2 separate regions of the Homo sapiens genome follow, and region 1 is linked to region 2. A link is an interaction called in ENCODE POLR2A ChIA-PET data of the cell type or tissue named here. Cell type or tissue: PC-9. All regions are shown on one strand. Links, peaks and the distances in the headings refer to the core of each region. The heading gives the core; the rest is flanking DNA.

Region 1 (12,139 bases), core at 3,082-8,081, 130 kb after region 2:
ATTTGTAAGCACTCATGAAACACCATCTGAGAACTTCTAGTTATAATTAGATGAAAGTTCCTAGGGAGTGGCATAAGAATGTGGGGACAGGTGTCAGTGATATTTTACTTATTCTATTAATATGCACCTTCTGTACCAGGTTCGAGAAGCTTATTATTATCCCTGTTGGGAGGGAGGCTTACCAAGGGTAAGTAATGTGTTTGCTGCATCTAAACAAGAAGTGGTAGAGCCAGGATTTAAAGCCATGTTTATCTGCCTCCAATGCTTATTCCTGGTACCACTACGCTGTACAAACTTCCAGTAGAATCCCAAAAGCTGTTAAAATAAGAGGAAAATTTAAAGGGGTAAGTCTTCAAGTCATGTGTCGGATCTTAGACAGTGAAACTTGAGACATGATAGAAAACAGTGGCTCAGGCCGGGTGGCCATGGCTCACGCCTGTAATCCTAGCACTTTGGGAGGCCGAGGCGGGTGGATTTCTTGAGCTCTGGAGTCCAAGACCAGCCTGGGCAACATGGTGAAACCCTGTCGCCACAGAAAGTACAAAAATTAGCCGGGTGTGGCTGTGCGTGCCTATAGTCCCAGCTACTTGGGAGGCTGAAGCAGGATTGCTTGAACCTGGGAGGTCAAGTCTGCAGTGAGCCAAGATGGCACCACTGCACTCCAGCCTGGGTGACAAAGTGAGACCCTATCTCAAAAAAGAAAAAAAGGAAACAGTGGCTCAACATGGAAACTAAAAATCATCTCTGGCCATGGGAGGAGGAACCTCTTCGTATCAACAAAGTTCAAACATGGGTAAGTTTACTAATAGATGTTCTTATAATCAAGTGTTAATTTGGCCAAGTTGTTAAACTTGTTTGGGTTTAATTTTCTATCTGTGAAATGAAGAGAATGAAAGCATCTGTTTTGTAGGTTCATTGAGAGAAGTCACACAAATACAGAGTGTGGTAGATTGTATTTTCCAAAGATGGCCATACAAATATACATATCTGAGTGCCACATGCATTTCTTAAATTGTAACTGACACCTTCTTATTTAATGCTGAGATTTATATTTTCTGGGTTTGGATCAAGACAGAAACTTCCATTTTTGATCAACAGATGCAGCAGAAGTGATGCTATGTGACTTCCAAGGCTAAGGCCATAGAGAGGATACAGCCTCCATCTGATTCCTCTCTCAGGACACCTGTCCTTGGAACTCAGCTGTTATGCTCTGAGGAAGCAAAATTAACTTGCATGGAGAGGCCAATATAGAGAGGAACTAAGGTCTTCAGCTGAGTGCCACCATTGTACAGTAGACACGAGTGAAGACGCTTTCAGATGATTTCAGCTCCCAGTCTTTGAATCTTCCATCTGAGACCCCAGACCGTTGTGGATCAGAGACAAGCTGTCCCCACAGTGTCCTGTCCAATTTCCTCTACAGAATCTGTGAGCATGACACATTGCTGTTTCATGCCACTGAGTTGTGGGGTAAATTCATATGTGTCCTTAGTAACTGGAACAGATTTTGATGCCATGTAAAATGGTACAAAAGAAGAAGAAGATAGCTCGGGAATTTTTGCAACTTGCTTCTTATCTATTAATTTAATTTGGTCCATTGCTAGACCAAGTACGTAAGAGTTAATTCTGTATCTAACAATTTAGTAACCAGATTGTCAGTAAAATGCAAGCAAAATTTAGAAGGACAATGATATTTTGTCCTTCTGTCTTGTATTGACAGATTCAACATGGTACTGGTTCACTTTCAGCTTCTGACAAAGGATACTTTTGTTTTCCTGGTCTCTCTCTTTTTTTTTTTTTGGTTGAGATGGAGTCTTGCTCTCTTGCCCCGGCTGAAGAGCAACGGCGCAATCTTGGCTCACTGCAACCTCTGCCTCCTGGGTTCAAGTGATTCTCCTGTCTCAGCTTCCTGAGTAGCTGGGATTACAGGCGCGCACCACCACACCCGGATAATTTTTGTATTTTTAGTAGAGATGGGGTTTCACCATGTTGGTCAGGCTGGTCTCAAACTCCTGACCTCATGATCCACCTGCCTTAGCCTCCCAAAATGCTGGGATTACAGGCGTGAGCCACCGCGCCCAGCCTTTTCTGCTCTCTTACAATTGTTTTACCTGAGCGCTTACTAATTTACTCTTAGCTAAAGTTCTCCTGTTCAGGAATGAGGAAATTCTAGTAGCCAGCTCAGAGGTGGTCAACCAGAATTCTTGTATTATAGGAGCTCATAATAATAAAACTTTATATTTATAGATGGTTTTGCACAAGGTTTTTACATCCTTAATCTCAAGTGAAGTTTACTAATGCATTTGTGTGGGCTTGGCATATAGTGGCCAGAGACTATACTGATCTAGTATGTATTTGCTGCTTCTTGCAGCTGTTGAAATATGTGATACAGTATATGCATACTAAAGATAAAGATGTACAACTAGGGGGAAGAAACAAAGAAACTAGTGCCTACTTTTGGCATCTATGTGAGAATGTTAAGAAATAGAATTCTGGGGGTAGAGTCCTATGGGGACCTGGTGAATTGGCACATGGCCAGATGCTATGTAAATACATAGCAGCCATCCCACTCTTGGAGGAGAAATAAATACTATGAGAGGGTTGGGAAGGTACAGAAGGTCATTTTGTAACTGCCAAGACCTCTGAGGGTCTAGGATTTTATCTACTTGCAAGCTGACAGGTTAGCCAGCCACAGTTTCAAGGATGCTGGTTGGAGACTTGAGACTCCCAGGTCAGAGGTAAAGGACAGTAGCCAGAGAATTAGCATTTTTGTCCTAATCCCTAAGCTCCAGTTCCCACAGGAGCTACATAATAACTGCACACTCAATGGGTTTGTTACAGAAGAGTCCCCGAACTTAGGGAATCTGAATCTTGTGTAATATACATTTAGCATGCTTGACCTTTGCTTTCAGAGAGAAACATTTTCTTTATTACACTGGACAGTAAGCATACCTGCCTTTTGCTTCAGTGGGAAATATCGCCTTTAAAATCATGGCGAAGCTGTAAGCAACCTGCTCTTTGCTTTGGAGGGAAACACACTGTCTATTATTTCCATGCTGTTTGCTATACAAATATCCTTGAAAAGATAGTTCAGAACAAAAGGCCGTCAGTACTTCTGCTTATAAGATGTGCAGAAATATTGAGAGATCCATGGAAAATTGTCTGCTAACAATAACTCCCAATCTTCAGAGGATCCAAATAAATTGCAAACCAACTATTATTGTTAGGCTAGTGATGAAGGGTCAATGACAGCCATATGCATCAGGAAAATTAGAGGGAAATGTGTACTATAACTTGAATTTACATGTTTTTTCTTCTTATCTGCACTTCAGGATTGTCTCCATCAATGGGGTAGCAAAGACAACTTTCTAACAATTCAATTTCCCTGTAGTTCAAGTCTGTCTTCTTTCTATATTGGTTTGGGGACCTGGTGGCTACCATTGAGACTCTGAGCAGCATCATTCACATTGACTCTGTGAAATAAACAGAATGGGTACTTATTCTTTCCAGCTGATGGGAAAGGACATTTACCCATGGCTGGCTTTAGGGAAAAGAACCCCATGTGATAGGCTGGTAGTGACAAATGCAGAAGGATACTAAAAAAAGCTGAGTTCCTGAGACCTGCTTAAAAGAAAAAGGGGCTTCATTGGAAGCTGCTTTGCATTAGATATGGCGTTGGTCACTCACCTGTTTTCTTCCATATCCAATCTTTACCCTTTTTCTGTTCTACTCGATTAATTACTTGCACCCTTTGTGAAGGAGAAATTAAACAAACTGCTTATTGGCTCAGCAAGATGATAAAATGAAGAAAATTTATTACCAGCAGACCCATCTAAAAGAAATGCTAAAGGAAGTAGTTAGGCTTAAGGGAAGTGATACTAGAGAAACTTGAAACTTCAGAAATGGAAGAGAATGGTAACTGGGTAATATAAAAACTGTCTGGTAATATTAATATATTAATATTAAGAACTTAATATTTTAAGTTCTTAAAATATGTATGACTATTGAAAGCAAAAGTTGTAACTTTTGGCTAGGCATAGTGTGGCTGGAAGCGGTGGCTCACGCCTGTAATCCCACACTTTGGGAAGCCGAGGCGCGTGGATCACCTAAGGTCAGGAGTTCAAGACCACTGTGGCCAACATGGTGAAACCCCATCTCTACTAAAAATACAAAAATTAGCCAGGTGTTGTGGCACATACCTGTAATCCCAGCTACTGGGGAGGCCAAGGCAGGAGAATCGTTTGAACCCTGGAAGGGGAGGTTGCAGAGGGCTGAGATCATGCCATGGCACTCCAGCCTGGAGGACAAGAGCTAGACTTCGTATATAAAAAAAAAAATTGTAACTTTGGTAGGGTTTCTCGGTATGTATATGCAAAGCATCTGACAGCTGTGACACAAACGGGAGAAGGCAAAGGGTTGCAGGACTTCCATGTTTTGCTTGTAGTGGTAAAATATTCCATCTAAATAGACTGTAAGAGGTTAGGTATGTATTTCATTATCCTTAGCGCAATCATAAAAAAACTATACAAATAGATATAGCCAAAACACCAACACATAAACTTAAGCGGAATACTAAAAAAAAATTCAAAAATAGTTAAATAAATTTTCTAGAATTGCAAAATATCGTCATTGAAATGGAAATGCAGTGCATGGTTTAATCAGCTGGTTAAAGACAGCTAAAGCAAAAAAATTTATAAACCGAAAGTTAGATATGAGAAAATTGCCGAAAATGCAGCACTGAGATAAAACAATCAATTGTATTGATAAGGAGAGACAAACATCTTTTGAAAGATTTCAGATTATATCTAAAGTGAAATAATTGATGAACAGTGTAATCATTTATCAGTTAATATTCAGTTTCATAAAAGTCAATTGACCATTCACATTAAAAAAATGTTGTAACATATTTGTTGACGCCTGCAGATTTAGACCCTCTGCTCAGGACCAGGTTTTACTTCTGCATCTGTGCATTCATATACCACTAGAAGGTGAAAACATGGTTTGGGGTCTGTTTTGAAGTATGAGGAGAAGTTGGTTAGGGTGCTTGCCAAAGTGCCCTCATCCTTGTGGGCACAAACATCCACTGCTACTGATTTGAAGAAAGTGGTTCTGTAATTTCTACATCCACCTGCTGCAAACTGCAAAATTCCTTGGCAACACTTTCAATTCCCTTAGCAACTCAAGGTGCATGAGTCACTAGGCTGAAAGTGGAGCTCAGCCAAATCTTGGTGGGATCATAGAAACCCGCTCCCTGCTTGCTTTCTCGAGGGAGCTTCCTACTGGGAAGCAGCAGAGGTGCCCCTGGGCCTGACAGTTCCCTGTGGACATGCGGAGGGAGGCTGTTCTTAAAATGTCACTGAAAACAGAATTTGGCAGCAATGGGGACTTAGCGATCAGCTCTACTTCACCTTAGAGAATAAGAATCAAGGTTGTGCAATATTAGTAGATTACATGCTAGTCAAATAATAACAGATCCTGTAGTAATAAATGTAACAACTTTACTATTTATCTGTCTAGGTACTGTCTTCTTTAATCCTTTCAACAGGTCTAAATGGCAGGCATGTTTATTCACATTTCACAGATGAGGAAACTGAGGCTCAAGAAAAGATGAAGTCAAAATTCTATCACAGACTTATCTAGCTCCAAGGCCTCTCTATTACCACTGTGCTGTCTCCTAGGTAATTCGCAGTATTATTGACGACTGTGGATGTGTGAATCGATAATGCTATCTATTCAAAGTGTATATGATATACACATATACACACCTATATAGGCACTTTTAAATTATATCCATAATGAAAGACGGCTTTGTTAGAGTGAGACATAACCCAATATGGAAACTCACCATTTTGTATGTCTTAGATTCACTTTGCTGGACATCTTCTTACTTAAGGGCCCCTTGCCTAGTGAAGGGGAGTCTATGACCAGCTTTAGAAAATAGGGTTAGGTTATCAAATGTCCATCAATGATAGACTGGATTAAGAAAATGTGGCACATATGCACCATGGAATACTATGCAGCCATAAAAAAGGATGAGTTCATGTCCTTTGCAGGGACATGCATGAAGCTGGAAACCATCACTCTAAGCAAACTATCACAAGGACAGGAAACCAAACACAGCATGTTCTCACTCATAGGTCGGAGTTGAACAGTGAGAACACATGGACACATGGTGGGGAACATCACACACCGTGGCCTGTCAGGGGGTGGGGGGCTGGGGGAGGGACAGCATTAGGAGAAATATGTAATGTAAATGACGAGTTGATGGGTGCAGTAAATGAACATGGCACATGTATACCTATGTAACAAACCTGCACGTTGTGCACACATACCCTAGAACTTAAAGTATAATAAAAAAAAAGAAAAAAAAAGAAAAAAAAGAAAATAGGGTTAGGTTATATTCACTACCCTTTCTGGTAGTTATAGTTTTGTTGGTCAAGCTTTTGGTATAGGCACTGGAAATTGTTATTGGTTTATTTGGGAATAAGTGAGTGTTAATTTTACACACACACATGCAAAATACATTATCATTATTTCAGATTTTACATAGCGAAATGAATCACCGGACAGCTGAGGTTATCTATTCACCCTAGAGCCTTCTCAAGAGCATGCCAGCAGATGATCATGAACCTATGAGTCCTCCAGAAAAAAACAGGCCCTGCTGGGGCTCAGCAGCTAGAGGATCAGGTCCTGGAAGGGCCTTATACGCAATCATAGAGCACAAGGATGCCTTCATAGTGTGTTTTAGGAGGTTCTGAGGTTCTGAAAGGCCTTCTTTGTGATACAACACATTTAATTAGACCAACATTTGCCATAACCAGTTTGTGTCCAGTAATGCGTCAGGCTCTGGATGTACAAAGATAAAGAAGTCAAAGTCCATGGCCTCTCAGCTTTCCCCATCCAGTTTGAAAGGAGGACAGGAAAGAAAATAGTGGCGCTGTAACAACAATCAGGGTTGCATGTGAAGCTCTATGAGGACATATATGTGCGTATAATTAATGCTGTAAGATGGGAAGGTAAGAGAAGAAAGTCAGCAGAAGCTGTAAGAAGATATTTAGGTTGGATGTAATGGCCGAGTTAGAATGCAGCAGGGTTATGAGGGCACAGGGCATTGCAGCCAGAGGGAAGTGTGGGAGTAGAGCTTTGAGAGCCGAGCCTGGGAGGCTTTGAAGAGTCACGGGATGGAGACTGGAAAGGTGCAGAGGGCCACATCACAAGGAATGTGGCTTTATCCTGTTGGCTATAGTTAGCCAACATCAACCAAACTGGGACACTTTTGAGAGTAAAAGGAGGTGCTAAAAATAAGTGGAACTTAATCTTTTGAATATTTATTGACCATCAAGTTGACTCTATTAAAAACTTTTTGAAAAAAAAATCTTTTTTTTTTTGGAGATAGAGACTCCTTCTTTCTCCCAGGCTGGAGAGCAATGGCACGGTCTTGGCTTCCTGCAAACTCTGCCTCCCGGGTTCAAGTGATTCTCATGCCTCAGCCTCCCAAGTAGCTGGGATTACAGGTGCGCACCACCATGCCCAGTTAATTTTTGTATTTTTAGTAGAGATGGGGTTTCACCATGTTGGCCGGGCTAGTCTCGAACTCCTGACCTCAAGTGATCTGTCCACCCCAGTTTCCAAAGTGCTGGGATTACGGGCATGAGCCACCACGCCCAGCCTGAAAAAAATTCTTAAAATATAAAAATATTGCCTGGGCACAGTGGCTCATGCCTGTAATCCCAGCACTTTGGGAGGCCGAGGAGGGTGGATCACCTGAGGCCGGGAGTTTGAGACCAGCCTGACCAACACGGTGAAACCCCATCTCTACTAAAAATACAAAAAACTAGTCGGGCATGGTGGCATGCGCCTGTAGTCCCAGCTACTCCGGAGGCTGAGGCAGGAGAACCGCTTGAACCTGGAAATCTATAAGTTGCTTTGGACAGTATGGTCATTTTAATGATACTGCTTCTTCCTATCCATGAGCATGGAATGTTTCTGCATTTGTTTGTGTCATCTCTGATTTCTTTGAGAAGTTTTTTGCGGTTCTCCTTGTAGAGATCCTTCACCTTCCTAGTTAGCTGTATTCCTAGATATTTTATTCTTTTTGAGGCAATTGTATAGGCACATATTTTAATCTATTTCTTATCTAAATCTATCCTTAATATCATGCCATTAGTATCTTTCTGAAGAATATATGTATTTTCAATATAATCTTATTAAAATGTTCTAATAAAATTGAGTAATAGTCAAAGCTATATATATATATATATATATATATATATATATATATATATATGTTTTTTTTTTTTTTTTTTTTTTTTTTTTTGAGAGAGGTAGTCTCACTGTGTTGCCCAGGCTGGAGTGCAGTGGTGCAATCTCGGCTCACTGCAACCTGTGCCTCCTGGGTTCAGCCTTCCATGTAGCTGGGACTACAGGCGCATGCCACCATACCTGGTTAATTTTTTGTATTTTTTTTTTAGTAGAGATGAGGTTTCACCATTAGCCAGGATGGTCTTGATCTCCTGACTTCGTGATCTGCCTGCCTAAGCCTCCCAAAGTACTGGGGTTACAGGCATAAGTCACCACTCCCGGCCTCAAAGCTCTATTTTATGGTAAATAAATTAGAATGTTTGATGACTCCAATGAATTATTCTCTTTTTTTTTTAAATTAAGAAAATACTTTCCCTTCAGAAACTGAAGCATATTCAAAATAAATTCTGCTCGATGTAGGATATTCGCAATGAAAAAATTTTTTTATATTAAAATGTGTAAACATCTCAGGTTGTTTCCCCCCTCTATTCAGTGTATTTTTATTCAACAAATGTTTTTATAAGACAAAAACTCATCAAATAAGTCATCTGTGTTTATGATGTTTTTGAAGTTTTGCCAAATATAAATGTTATAAAATTATAAGTTTTTTTATTCTACTCCAGAACAGAATATAAATTTGTTGAATTAAAAATAGTTGCTCTGTCAAATGATCTCCCTAAAAGTAATATATTCTGAAGAACAATTATCAAATTTGAAAACAGAAACTTGTTTACCCTTTAAGCCCTTTTCATTTGATATGTTCAGTTCCTCCCTTGTATTAGGAAGAATAAATTTCAATGTCTTTATTGTTATAAACCTTATTTTTAGTAACCAAAATTTACTAAAAACTTCAACACTTTTTTGTTGTTTTATTTATGGAGTACTTTTATTAAAGAGTTCCAACTAATTTTGAACAAAATGCAACCATAATTTAGAGGACTTTTTAATTTAAAAATTCAATTCCATTGTAGGACACTGGGGTTAATATAAAAAATTCTTCAATGGCTCAAACATTTTTTTTTTTTTTTTTTTTTTTTTGAGATGGAGTTTTGCTCTTGTTGCCCAGGCTGGACTGCAACTGGGCAATCTCAGCTCACTGCAACCTCCGCCTCCCAAGTTCAAGCAGTTCTCCTGCCTCAGCCTCCCGAGTAGCTGGGATTACAGGCACTTGCCACCACACTTGGCTAATTTTTGTATTTTTAGTAGAGATGGGGTTTCGCCATGTTGGCCAGGCTGGTCTTGAACTCCTGACCTCAGATGATCTGTCTGCCTCAGCCTCCTAATGTGCTGGGATTAGAGGTGTGCGCCACTGCGCCTGGCCCCCAGGCTCAAACATTTCTAATATTCAGTTGATTGTAGGCATCAAGAAAAAGAAAGTTTGTATTGCAGTATTGAATTTTTTTTTGTCTTCAGCATGTGTCATCCTAAATTTTATGTAGTTAAACCACTTATATATAGAAGTGATTTAAGTATACCTATATATGTAAAGTTTGATAATTATAGTTTTTATTTTGAATGGTAGAATATCACAGCTCGTATTAACCGACTTATGAATTACATGTACACCACAACCAATTCCAAGTAGAGCTCTGCTCCATAGTTTCTATGTTTTTAAGTTTTGTGAGATCATTGTTTTTACTACGATGCTGGGCTCCACCAAAATTTCTAATTGTTTTATCACAACAACAAAAGTTTTAACTGAACTTAAAATAGCATTCACAAAATGTCAGATGTTTCAACTATGCCAGAATGGGCTATATTTTTATTTCATAAATCATTGAAAAGAATAGAAGTATTTTTATAATTAAGTGATTTTCAATTTGAAGCTGAAGACTGCTGTAAAACTTGTACTACTTAACCATTTTATCAGGGAAGATAGTTCTCTTCAACCAAGCACAGAGCTTTGGCAAGGATGTACATGGGGCAGTGAGGGAGGAAGGGCACAGCCACATAGCCAGCCGGGTTGGCAGCCACATCAACCTTGGTGATCAATATGGTGACAGATGTTGTGAATAGATCACCCTCACATCCACCATTTAACTATTTTAGAAGTTTTTCTTCTGCTAATGGAGATAACACCTTGATAATGATCACTTTATTTTCAGACTCGCACAAGGAAACTTGGAATAAAAAATGAGTAAAGTTAATTTAGAAGATGCATTTGATCTAAATAAAAAGTCATGCTTCACAATGTGATGTGTGTATTTTCTATAGCTGCACATGTGAAATCACCATCTTTGGGCACAGCCTTCTCTTGACTGTTAGAGGAGTTTCTGATATTTCTTCATATTTGTGTCTTCTGGTTTTCATTGGGCCAATAATATCAGTAGCTCAAGTGGTAGATGGTAATTCTCAACAAATATTTGGTATGAGTTACTCTTTCATTGTCAATACTTTTGAGAAGTGGCAAGTCAGCCAGGTGTGGTGGCTCACACCTATAATTCCAGCACTTTGGGAGGCTGAGGCAAGAGGATTGCTTGAGCCCAAGAGTTTGAGACCAGCCTGGGCAACATAGGGAGACCCTAATCTCTAAAAACAAACAAATAAACATTAGCCGGCCGTGGTGGCATGTTCCTGTCGTCCAAGCTACCTGGGAGGCTGAGGTGGGAGGATCACTTGAGCCCAGGAGTTCAAGTCTGTAGTGAGCTGTGATCATACCACTGCACCCCAGCCTGGGTGACAGAGTGACACCTTCTCTTAAGGGAAAAAAATAAGAAGGAAAAATCTGTCCTAATTTTTTATAAAACTTGAATTTTTTTTTCTTTTAAGCTTATTGCTGCTGAATGGTTTATTGTAAAATAAAAATGCATTGACAATAAAATATATTTATTTTATCTTAATAATTATGTATGGTGTAAATCTATAAGTATTTATAATAAAATCTGTATTTATGTATGATATTTCATATGTAAAAACATTTATTATATATGCATATTTATAGATTTTCACTATACAATAGTTGAAACTTTGTTTTAAACACACTGTTACTGGCTTGAAAAGATGATAAACTTGTAGAGTAGGACCATTCAGACTATTCTGTATAGACTCTGACAGGATTGGTCAATCTCTATTCCTTGTACATATTTTACTTATGTTTCTACCTGATTAACCACCTGTCACCCTGGTGACTAGGTGCACCTGGAAGGCATTGCCATTGGACTAGAAGGAGCTTACTGATCCTACCCAATTATATCCAAGTACACTTCAACTTATGAACGAATTATGAGTGAATAACCCTATATGTTGTCCTTGGAAGGGAAATGTAAACTAAGTTGGATCTTGAAAGGGTAGAGGAAAGAGAGTTGGTTTATCACTGTTATCTTTTAGCTATAATCAAATGTCAAAATAAGAAATCTATTTATTTTACATGCTTCTCACACAGTACCAGAAGAGACTATGGCAGAAGCTGGAAATAAATATAAAGTAGAGGTTCATGAAATATACCTTGGCTTATTTTAATACATATATAGGTGTTATTACTTTATTAAGAAATAAAAACCAGGACAAGTGCTAAATGAGAGGGGACCCCAGGACAAGAAGCATAAGCCAAGATGGCCTTGGGCAAACTGGAATATATGGTTTCCCTAAGCTTAGGGTATTATTGCAGGTTTTAAGTAATGAAGTTATATAATTAAACATAACTTTATAGGGATAAAGTTGGAACTCTTATGGCAATGAGTTGTATTGATTATGATAGAATAATTTTTAAAGGGAGATTATTTTAGAGATTTTGGCCACAATAAATCATTATCTGCTTTTAAATACTTTAATATAGTTAATTTATTGTGTGATTAGTGTTGCCTAAAACCTAGAGAAACTAGAGAATACAATTGAAAAGAAA
Region 2 (12,139 bases), core at 4,693-9,692:
TTAGTTATTTCTGTCTGAGGAGTTTTTGACCAAACGTAAACATCAGAGGAGCGGGAACCCGAGCCCCGCCTGGGCTGGGCGGCAGCGACCCCGACGCCGCGGCGGCAGAGCCGGAGCTCGAAGCAGCCGCCGCTGTTGCGAGCCGCCCCTCCCCCGCCAGGCTGGCGAGCCCATTTTCGCTTGGCCGGTCTCCGCGCTGCCGGATGGATTGCGCCCCACCCCCGCTCCTCTGCTCAGTCATTCAGACTTGGAAAGTCAATAACACGCTGACATCATCAGGGGTTTGTGTATTATTACACGGCTACTTTCCAGAGTACCTGGCATTATCTAAGAGAGGAGCACTCCGGCTGCCCAAGAAAGGGCCTGAACTGGGAGCTTGGCGGCCTCGGGGAGGGGCGGCTGCTCAGAGCCAGGCCTTTCCCTAGTGGGGAGGGCATCTGCAAGGCACAAATTAGAAACAGACTATGAGCTTTTGCTTCACTAAATGCAGATGCACTTTAGATATCGATACATGCTTCATTTTGCCTTCGGGTGCACTTATAAATCATCCTTAAGTGACCTCTATTTCTACCAAAGACATCCACTTGGTCTTTAAGAAGCATTCTTAGTGATCCTCACAAAGGAAAAAAAAAAAAAGGAGATATCTTCTGTGACAGGAAGCCAAAGGCTGATTTTCTTTTTTTTTTTTTTGAGACTCTTGGAGTGTGTGTGTGTGTGTGTGTGTGTGTGTGTGTGTGTGCGCGCGCGCGCGCGCGATTCTCTGTTATGTAATCGCCATCACGGGTGATTAGGTCTTCTAGGTCTTTCCCTCCAGGGCTGAACTGGATGGTTTGGTTGCTGTGTTTTTCTTAAGCCTCACACAGGGCAAACACACATGAAAAACATGTCCCAGATTTATGGCGCAAAACTGCTCTCCAAGCAAATTGCCTTAGAAGACTGTCTCGGTTTTGGAGGAAGGAAATAGATGAATTTGTTGCTAATTAAGACTCCTTATCTTACTACTCTGGCATTTCCTTTTTTCTAGAACGAATTTTTAAAAATAATTTTATGTAGTTTAGATGTTCCCTCCCTTCCCCCTTGCTGTAATGGTACTTGAAATAGCTTAAATAACTAATTGTATAGACAACTGTACTTTTGTTCTACACACACACACACACACACACACACACACCAGTTAACGTGAAAGGCAGTAACTCATACAACATGGTACCTTTTCTGTTTGGCCATACAGACTGTTTCCTTCTTTACACACACAGGGCTGATCTCATTTAAATTCTCTTAGCATCTTAAATTGCAAAAAATGGCAGCCAGCTGAAAACTGGCTACCTGGAGAATTACAAGGGGAGAGAGCTGTTCTTTGGCCTCATCTTAATCTCTCTGTACCTCAAGCAGGGAGTCCATCTCTGATAAAAGTCTTTAGAGCTCCCCAGGAGGAAGCGAAGCAGACATGTTTTTCAACAATGTAACAATTTCCCTATGTGTACTTGATCATTTCGGGAGAACTTGTAGTAGATTATGACTACTTCCCTCCAGATGGTCTGACGGAAAAACTCTCCCACCAGACTTGCACTTCTAAAATCACTTCCCCAGGCCTGGCCCTCCCACCCCACCCCCATTTCCCCTTTCGGAGGTGCAGGCAGCTGGGGAGGCCTGGAACACCAGACCTCCAAGATGGCCCAGCATGTGTTGAGTCTGGAGGCTGAAGCTGCTGAAGTGGGGAAGGGTCGGGGCACTCGCCTCCAACTGGGAGCTATTTACCTAGGGGGTTTCCCTCAGCTCAGAGAGGAGCATGCAGACCTGACAGTCTGTCTTTTTGGTTCTCAAGATGAAGAAACTCTTCAGTCTCTAAGCACTTCCGGTTTTTAGCCCAGCTGACCCTCTCGTCTTTGCCTTAGCCTCTCCCAGACACAACTGCCTACTATAGGGATCCGTGCTAGGGAAGGACGTGGGCCACCTTGCTTTGGGTGCTGAGCTTCGGCAGCGGGCAACGGACTTCCTACCCTAGAGTTTCTGCCTAAGCAGGGGAGGACAAAGTCTGGAGGATCAGCTTGGATAGAACCTGATAAGTAGGAGGCAGGCTACCAGTTGCCAAAGTTCAGCACCCCTAACTAGAGGCTGACAAGGTTCTTTGCCTAGCAAGGAACCTTATATTTGGCAGAGGAGGAGAGAATTCAGTGAAGAAGAGCCATGTTGGGGGGATGGAGGAGCAGGAGTCTCTGCCCTGGACAAGCTCAGTGTGTTGGAACAGGTAGACACAGAAATGACCGCCTGAGAGCATGCCCTCTGCCCTTCAGTGAGGGCCTCTAAGGGGCTGGTCCTCCTGTGCTGTGGGAGGGAGAAGGAACTCCAGGTGACCGTGGCATCAGGCTATTCCTCCCACAGCTGGCCCTGGAGGAACCCTGGTAATCTGATGGGCTAGGAGCGGTCCTCCGGGAGTGACATTATTTCCCCCGTTCCTCTGGTTCTTTACTGCCAAATATTTGTCAGCTGGAAAGAACTGGTTGCATTTTGATTCATAGGCTTGTCTCTTTCAGGCGGTCCATGTGACGATTCTAGACACGGAGATTCAGTTATCAAATACAGCATCCTCCAGTGGTCCGCTTGCTTTGATGAAGACCACAGCAATGCTTCTTAAACTGTCATGGGCAAGATTTTTAATCTACTGCCCACTGATATTTTTGTTTCTAAAAAATTAGGGAAATAAAACAGATGTATAAGATACAAGCCAATTTTTTATTATTAGATTCAGAAAATTACATGACAAAATTACCCTGTCAAACTGTTATGGCTATTTCTAAGTGTTATTCTCAGTTGCTATGCACATCTCATTGTGGAATGCAAGAAACAGTTGTTGAACCTGGGACCACACTTCCAGTTGCACTGGTGCAGACATTGAACGTGGATTTAGCTCCCATTTGTATTTAGGTTAGCCTGAACAGTTGTTTTTAGAAAAGTTGGATTAAAAATCCAGAGGATTCACAGGAAAATCCAGCTTTTCCTGAAAAGTAAAAAGCTGCAGGCAACAGAAGCCTTGTCAACAATTGGGTGGGGCTGGATAGCAGCTGCCCCTTTGAAACCCGGCACACAGCCTTCTGTTGCCTACAATTCCAGCCTCTCCCTCTTTTCTCACCCATAGGCAGGTTCCCTCATTTAAGCTACTTGCTTGACTGCAGAAAGCATTTGAATCTGTGTATACCTTAGCAGGATATCCACTTGAAATGAGCTGCTTCAGTATTTTTCTAGCCTCCCCACAGGGAAAGACCACTCTGCAAAGGTCAACGGAACCCATCCAGTGTGGTTCCGAGACTGGAGGCTGTAGTGTAGTACAGAGTTGCTGTGAATCACTGGGTGTCCTAGATATTCTCTAGATAAGTGGATCATATACTTCACATCTATATGGGTTAAAATCTTTAGATGCTATTTTGATGAATATAACAATTCATTTAATAATTTTAAGTGTTACTGAATACCTACTAGTTTGTTTTTTTGTTACTTGATTTTTCTTGGTTAATAGGTATAGAAAGTAAAACTATGACTGCTTTTATTTTTAAAATGTTCAAGAAGGGATACTTCCTTATGAAAAGGTTAGGGGACTGCTATTCCATATTAGTTGTCAGCATCACACTGTTTTGTGCATGTACCCCCTAAAAGAATCTTGAAAAACAATGTATTCCGGGCTCTTTTTAAAAATGATAGCTACAGTTTGGCATCCTAAGTGGAAGTTGTTGCAAAGGAAATAATATCTAGTATATTGCAAAAAGTTGACATTTTAACATAACATCACTTTAAAAAATGTATCCAATAGGATCCAAATACCACAGCAATCGGATACCCATCATCGTTCACTTAAAAAATTCATGAGCAAGCTCTTCTTTAACACTGGCAGGTTTTATATCATTTTTTTCTCCTCGAATTGATGTAGCCATATTTATATCTCATCAACAAAATAAATATAAATTTTAATTAAAAAATTATGTGTGATTATATGGCTCTAAGAGTAAAAGATTTTTTTTTTGAGACAGAATCTTGCTCTGTTGCCCAGGCTGGAGTGTAGTGGCGTGATCTCAGCTCACTGCAACCTCCACCTCCCGGGTTCAAGTGATTCTCCTGCTGCCTCCTGGGTTCAAGTGATTCTCCTGCATCAGCCTCCTGAGTAGCTGGGATTACAGGCATGCGCCAGCATGCCCAGCTAATTTTTGTATTTTTAGTAGAGACAGGGTTTTACCATGTTGGCCAAGCTGGTGTTGAACTCCTGACCTCAAGTGATCCGCCCGCCTCAGCCTCCCAAAGTGCTGGGATTATAGGTGTGAGCCACTGCGCCCGGCCAAAGTGTTAACTTTTATTGATAATATATATATTAATCAGGAGAATATGGCTTTTCTTCCAATTAGCTTATGTAGCTATGGTTGACTAATATTATCTATTACTAGACTGACAAGTTCAGCATCAATTCTGTTTCTAATTTGTTGTTCACATATGTGCGTGCACGTGCACAGACATACTCAAGAAACTTGATAACATATATAGGTGATGTAAGTAGTTTTTTTAATAGCAATATTATCCCCAGATTCTCCAAACTCCTTCTGAATCATTTGTCAAAGATCTCATGGCTTGCCAGAAATCAGTTGTGATGAAACTCTATTTCAGTCTTGTGGAGAGCAAAGAATAAGAAGCCATCTGATGAGCAAAAGTACTTATTTTAAGTCATTGGAATGATTCTTCCTCTACATTGATTTTTTTTTGAGGCAGTGTCTTGCTCTGTCACCCAGGCTGGAGTGCCGTGGCGCCATCCTGGCTTACTGCACCCTGGCTCAAGTCATCCTCCACCTCAACCTCCCAAGTAGCTGGGACTACAGCTATATGCCACTGCAGCAGGCTAATCTTTATATCTTTTGTAGAGACAGGATTTTGCCATGTTGCCCAGGCTGGTCACGAACTCCTGGACTCAAGCGATCTGCCTGCCCCATGAGCCATCATGCCTGGCCATCTCCACACTGATTCTGAGACCTAATTCTTCCTTTGCTGGTGCTCATGGTTGGGGCCATGCACCACAGTAAGATTTGGAGTGTGTCCAAGGTATGCATTTCTTCAGTAAAGTAGAAGGCAGGAGATAAAGAGGTCACCTTGATGTTAAGCTCTTTCTCAGACAGTTACACATATAAGTTGAGGAAATTGATTCCCTTAAAAGTGGACTTTTCTGTGTATCCCTTGGAAAGTCTTCATGCATCCACAGTTTGAAGACGGCTGTCCTAGAAAAAAGTCAGTTCTGGGTTCTTGCAGTAAACAGGAAAGAAGTGGAGGTCAATGTAGCCAGTGATTGTACTAATAACACATTATGTTTGAATTGTCGGCCCAGATGTATTTTGTGGCCCATTCTATGGGAGCTTAGGAACTGCGAAGGGGATCTTTCCCGGGAGCCTCTGGCTCCTCGTGGGGCTGCTGGTGGTTGGTGGCTAGACTAGCATTTACAGCACTGGCCTTTCTCATAGTTACCGTTTGGCTCAGGATGTCATTAGCTTGGTTCTTCCTTTTCCACTGAGATAATTTCAGTGAGAATAACCTGGACATGGTTGTGCTCCTCTTCACCCCACCCTTTCCCTCTACCATAGACTGAGTTGAAGAACTACTCCTATTCCTTCCTAGGTATGGTCAGCTGTCTCTCCTCACCCTTCATTCCCCATTGCACAAACCACCTTCTCAGGTTGTTGTTGTTTGGAAGAAGATAGTTCAAAGCGGGCTGGGCGTGGTGTCTCACACCTGTAATCCTAGCACTTTGGGAGGCCAAGGTGGGCAGATCACATGAGGTCAGGAGTTTGAGATAAGCCTGGCCAACATGGTGAAACCCTGTCTCTACTAAAAATACAAAAAAATTAGTCAGGGGTGGTGGTGCACGCCTGTAGTCCCAGCTACGTGGGAGGCTGAGGCAGGAGAATCACTTGAACCCGGGAGGTGGAGGTTGCAGTGAGCTGAGATTGTGCCACTGCACCCCAGCCTGGGCAACAGAGTGAGACTCCGTCTCACAATAAACAAACAAACAAATAAACAAAAGAAAATAGTTCAAAGGAAGCCACAAACTTTTTTTTTTTTTTTGAGACAGAGTCTCGCTCTGTCACCTAGGCTGGAGTGCAGTGGTATGATCTCGGCTCACTGCAACCTCCGCCTCCCGGGTTCAAGCAATTCTACCTCAGCCTCCAGAGTAGCTGGGACTACAGGCATGCGCCATCACGCCCGGCTAATTTTTGTATTGTTAGTACAGACGGGGTTTCACCGTGTTAGCCAGGATGGTCTTGATCTCCTGACCTCGTGATCTGCATGCCTTGGCCTCCCAAAGTGCTGGGATTACAGGCGTGAGCCACGGCACCCAGCCTAAGCCACGAATTTCTAAAGGAGATAGCTGGTAATCCAGCGTGCCCTTTTGTTTTTCTTTTTCTTTTTTCTTTTTTTTTTTCTTTTGAGACGGAGTCTTGCTCTGTCACCCAGGCTGGAGTGCAGTGGCGCAATCTCGGCTCACTGCAAGCTCAGCCTCCAGGGTTCACGCCATTCTCCTGCCTCAGCGTCCTGAGTAGCTGGGACTACAGGTGCCCGCCACCACACCTGGCTAACTTTTTGTATTTTTAGTAGAGACGGGGTTTCATCGCGTTAGCCAGGAGGGTCTCCATCTCCGGACCTCATGATCCGCCTACCTCGGCCTCCCAAAGTGCAGGGATTACAGGCGTGAGCCACTGGGCCCGGCCCGCCCTTTTGTTCTTTACTTGTATTTTCTTCTTTGTAGTTCTGGGGCTTTGCAAGAATTTCCAATATGAGCTAAAGCAGCCTCTGGAGGGTAAGCCGGTCTTCCGTGCTCCTGGCTATTTAATCTGTTCTCACCAATGAGAATACTGAGGGCTTTAAGCAGTCAGTTCCGGCTGGGGGCAGTGGCTCAGGCCTGTAATCCCAGCACTTTGGGAGGCTGAGGTGGGTGAATCACCCAAGGTCAGGAGTTCGAGACCAGCCTGACCAACATGGAGAAGCCCCATCTCTACTAAAAATACCAAATTAGCCGGGCATGGTGGCAGGCGCCTGTCATCCCAGCTACTTGGGAGGCTGAGGCGGGAGAATCGCTTGAACCTGGGAGGCGGAGGTTGCGGTGAGCCAAGATCGCGCCATTGCACTCCAGCCTGGATGACAGAGCGAGACTCTGTCTCAAAAAAAAAAAAAAAAAAGTTTCATTCTGGAGTCACCTTAGGGATTTGGGCTCCATTTTAGGGTGTACCTGAGAAATTCAGTCTAGGACACTTAAAATAATTTTAAATCAAATGTATTCTCTTAGATGGTGATTGGAGAGGATGAGATCACTGGAGGCTGTATACAAAGAGAAGAGAGACAGAAAACAAAACCCAGGGATCATATTAAACTAATACTTAAAAGGATCATCAGCAAAAGAGATTGGGAAGAAATAGCCAGAGAAGAAGACAGAAAACCAGGAATTTTTTGTTTGTTTGTTTGCTTTTTTTTTTTATTTTTTGCAAGGATGTTAAGGGTAGTAAGAGAATTCAACAGTGTGAAAACAGCTAACAGATCACAGAAATAAACCGTTGGTTCTGGCCTAAGGGGATGAGTAGCTGTCTTGGCAAGAGCAGTTTCTGGAGAGAAGTAGCAGGTGGGAAACTACAGTGGGTGAGAAGAAAGTGGGTGGTGTGGCCAAGGAGGCAGTTATTGGAGACAACCATTTATTTATTTATTTATGTTTGTTTGTTTGTTTTTTGAGACAGAGTTTCACTCTTGTTGCCCAGGCTGGAGTGCAGTGGCGCGATCTCGGCTCACTGCAACCTCCACCTCCCGGGTTCAAGCGATTCTCCTGCCTCAGCCTCCCAAGTAGCTGGGGTTACAGGCATTCACCACCACGCCCAGCTAATTTTTTTGTATTTTTAGTAGAGATGGGGTATCTCCATGTTGGTCAGGTTGGTCTTGAACTCCCGACTCCAGGTGATCCGCCTGCCTCAGCCTCCCAGAGTGCTAGGATTACAGGAGTGAGCCACCGTGCCTGGCCAACACAACCTTTTAATAAAGATTGCATTGTGTTGGAGGCATATATAGGTATATATGAAGACGGGCACTGCGTCAGCATACTAATAATGCGGATGATGGCAAGGAGCCAGCAGAGAGGGAGAGCTTTCAGCTGTGAAGAGAACAAGGACAAATAATAGTGGAAAGTGGGAGAAAATGTCAGAAAGGTTGCAATCTAGAGGGGAGTAAAATTTATGATGCATTGAAAGTCTCCCCCACTTCCTTTTACATGAGGATGAGAGAATAGAATGTGGAAACGAATATGTCTCCATCATCGCACTCACAGGGTGGTTTTCTGTTTAATTTGCTCACTAGTTTTCGAGCTATTGCAGGGGCACTTCACATATTTAGCTCTGTATTTCCACTTTTTTTTTTTTTTTTTAGATGGAGTCTCACTCTGTTGCCCAGGCTGGAGTGAAGTGGCATGATCTCTGCTCACTGCAGCCTCCGCCTTCCGGGTTTATGTGATTCTGCCTTCTCAGCCTCCTGAGTAGCTAGGCTATAGGCATGCACCACCACACCCGGTTAATTTTTTTGTAATTTTAATAGAGATGGAGTTTCACCATGTTGGCCAGGCTAGTCTGGAACTCCTGATCTCAGGCGATCTGCCCACCTCAGCCTCCCAAAGTGCTGGAATTACAGGCATGAGCTACCGCGCCTGGCCTGTATTTCCACTTCTTTTTGTTTGTCTGTTTGTTTGTTTGTTTGTTTTGAGACAAAGTCTCACTCTTGTCCCCCAGGCTGGAGTGCGATGGTGCTATCTCGGCTCACTGCAACCTCCGCCTCCCGGGTTCAAGTGATTCACCTGCCTTGGCCTCTCTGAGTAGCTGGGATTACAGGTTCCTGCCACCAGGCCCAGCTAATTTTTGTATTTTTAGTAGAGATAGGGTTTCCCCATGTTGGCCAGGCTGGTCCAGAACTTCTGACCTCAGATGATCCACCAGCCTTGGCCTCCCAAAGTGTTGGGATTACGGGCGTGAGCCACTGTGCCCGGTATTTCCACTTCTTAACTCAACTTCTGCACTTAGTAGGCATTATGATTAGTGAGTATAATTTTAGTATTTATTGATGCAATCAAAGTTATTTTTTTAAAAACAAAAGGGTAGAGCATTAGGCTCCACTTTTTTTTTTTTTTTTTTTTTTTGAGACAGAGTCTTGCTGTTGTTGCCCAGGCTAGAGTGCAGTGGCACAATCTTGGCTCACTGCACCCTCCACCTCCTGAGTTCAAGCAATTCTCCTGCCTCAGCCTCCCAAGTAGCTGGGATTACAGGCGCCCACCACCAGGCCCAGCTAATTTTTTTGTATTTTTAGTAGAGACGGGGTTTCACCATGTTGGCCAGGCTAGTCTTGAACTCCTGACCTCGTGATCTGTTCACCTCAGCCTCCCAAAGTGCTGAGATTACAGGCGTGAGCCACCGTGCCCCGCCTAGGCTCCATTTGTAAGACAAACAACGACAACAACAACAACAAAAACAACCCACCGTGGGCCAGGCTCGGTGGCTCACGCCTGTAATCCCAGCACTTTGGTAGGCTGAGGCGGGTGGATCACGAGTCAGGAGATCGAGACCGTCCTGGCTAACATGGTGAAACCCCATCTCTACTAAAAATACAAAAAATTAGCCAGGCATGGTGGCGGGCGCCTGTAGTCCCAGCTACTCGGGAGGCTGAGGTGGGAGAATGGCATGAACCCAGGAGGCAGAGCTTGCAGTGAGCCGAGATTGCGCCACTGCACTCCAGCCTGGGCGACAGAGTGAGACTCCGACTCAAAAAAAAAAACAAAACAAAAACAAAAACAAAACCCACCAAACAAACCCCCAAAACAAAAAAACAAAAAAACCAACCCATGACAGAGGATGAAAGATAAAGGAGAGCAGTTCCTACCAAGTTTCAAGCCTGGCTGCTAATTTCTCCATATGCATGACAGTCAATCAATCATCAATCAATCAGGAAACAACCCAGGTGCATTATTAAGTGGCTTCACTTTTCAGGTCAGCTGTGCTGGGTTGGCTGCATACAAACATGATTTTAAATTTCTTATTTCCACAGAGAAATTCAAAGACCTACAGTTTATGTATTCAGAATCCTCATGATGTAGACACACTACTCAAAATACATTGTAGAGATATTAAGAAATACAAGTCACAAGACCAATACAAAATATTAGATGTTCTCCCCCAAATTCTTTAGCTTGGGATTTGTTTTTGTTTGCCACGTAGCTTTACTATTGCAGAACAGTTTTGTGATGTGCCTCTTCTTCTAGGACGTGGATTTGTTAAGAATCTGCCGCAGTAAGAATATAGGCAGCTATATAAACTGTCCAAGTGAGAACTCCCTTGGTCCAAAAGATTGTCAGCTGTTTTAATTGAATCCATTTATTAGCCTGTCTCATCAGCACATGCTCCTAAGATTGTGTACAAGAATATGAATACATATCCAGGGCTAGACAATTCATGATTTTGTTATTAAAAGAAAGTCACTGGTAGAATTCCATCCATAAATATTTGACTAGAATTACAGAGGGACTGGCAGGCTGCATTCATTCAAATTGGCTTTACTGGTCAACTTTTCAGTTGAAGCCTGTGAGACATTTGCCAAAAAATGAGTGAAAAATCAAGCTCTATCCCAAAGTGTAACTTGGAAGTATCCTAACTATTTGTAGGGCAGGTCTTTAGCTGGTAACCCGACCTGGTCAATTCCTTTCTAAAATAGCCCCTGCATCTGTCTCATTTTCTTCATTACTTCTATTACCAGCTGATCCAAGCCTTTATATCTCACCAAGCAGTTACTGCAACAGTTGCCAACTGGTCCCTGTGCTTCCAGGCTCTCCCAACTTCAATTCAAACTCTGTCAAGGGGACGTTTTTTTAGATCACCACTCCCCCTTGTTCATTTCTTTGTTTAAAAATCTAAGTGCAAATTCTGGTATATTGTGATTAACGCTTAAGAATGCCTGTCTTTGAGAGGAAGGTGTTATAATATTAATGAACAGTGCTAAATACACTGTACGTATCTATAATTTAATCTTTGAATGTATGTTACTGGATTAGCTCCCTCCTCCTTCTGTGTGATGGCATCATGCATGGAGTCAATCAAATCCTTGTGATGTTTTGCATGGACTTTGGCAACATGTAAATAATGTGTAAAGCAAGTTTTTATGATGAAGGAATCAAATTTATTGAATTTTATTATTGAAAGTTGAAACTTAACATGTATGGACAAAAAACAATAAAAGAATATACTCTTTTCATGGACAACAACAACAACAAAACTACGTGCCTCGATATTGTTTACTGAATCAAGTAGAGATTTTATTTTGAAGCAAGATTATTTATTAGCATAACTAAGACCATATGCCTTGATTAAAAGTAACATAAAAAGTAGAGAGACTAGGTTCTTTCTAGGAAATGTCAAGGAAGAAAGGCATTAAAGAACTGTGAGAAATGAAAAAGACTGTAGTTCAAACCAGGGTCATCCAGGGCCTGGTGCTTATATGACTGTGGGAAGGCCTTTTTAAAAAAAAAATTAGAAAGTACATACATACAAAATTAGATGTAGGTCTTGGAAGGAATCAGGGCTTAGGCTTTATTAGCTTAGTAGTAAATCTACCTCTGGGTCAAACAAACATGGCCTAATAACTGAGTTTATTTGTTTTGAATATTCATATTTGGATCAAAGTGATACAATCATGTGGTATCAACTCAAATTGTGCAGAAAAGTTTATAACAAGATTCTCTGGTCCCCCACCCTCCTCATCCTTAGTTCCAGCCCCAGAGACAACCTATTTTAGCTTTATCTTTCCTTTGGTGTTTATCACAAAAGGTTTAGTAATATATGCTCATAATTTTTTTATGATTAATCAAATTTAAATAGTACCTATTGACTCATTGCTATGGCATATGAGGATTTATCTTATTTTATGCCACCTCCTCTCAATGTTTGGTAGTAATTATTATTGCTTTTATTATTGTTTAGTAGCTTAGTCTAGTAACTAGCTTTAATTTTAGTTTTGTGTAATTTAGAAATTGCTCCATGATCTAATTCCACTGTCATTCAATGTGTAGCATTTCTGCTGGTTTCTTTTGTTGCTTCCCTTG

The links. Peaks named below come from ENCODE experiments on the same cell type or tissue, not always from the same donor. Only the 100,000 strongest peaks of a DNase experiment are listed, where the experiment ranks them.
Region 1: POLR2A ChIA-PET joins it to region 2 with 5 read pairs; 5 of 35 experiments call an interaction of 5 or more read pairs at or near these places.

Annotation. Positions count from the first base shown.
Region 1 is chr3:177,493,224-177,505,362 of GRCh38, forward strand. All of the region lies in intron 1 of LINC00578 (long intergenic non-protein coding RNA 578), which reads left to right. It also overlaps the pseudogene RN7SKP52. Among named protein-coding and RNA genes, the nearest start is that of LINC00578, 57 kb to the left of the region's middle. In PC-9, for the core only: no CTCF peak of the experiment used is centred there; a DNase peak (open chromatin) is centred at 5,198; H3K27ac peaks cover 425 bases.
Region 2 is chr3:177,359,817-177,371,955 of GRCh38, forward strand. No RefSeq gene overlaps it. Among named protein-coding and RNA genes, the nearest start is that of LINC00501, 71 kb to the left of the region's middle. RefSeq lists enhancers at 1-554, 65-359, 1,650-1,849, 6,029-6,530. In PC-9, for the core only: no CTCF peak of the experiment used is centred there; no DNase peak of the experiment used is centred there.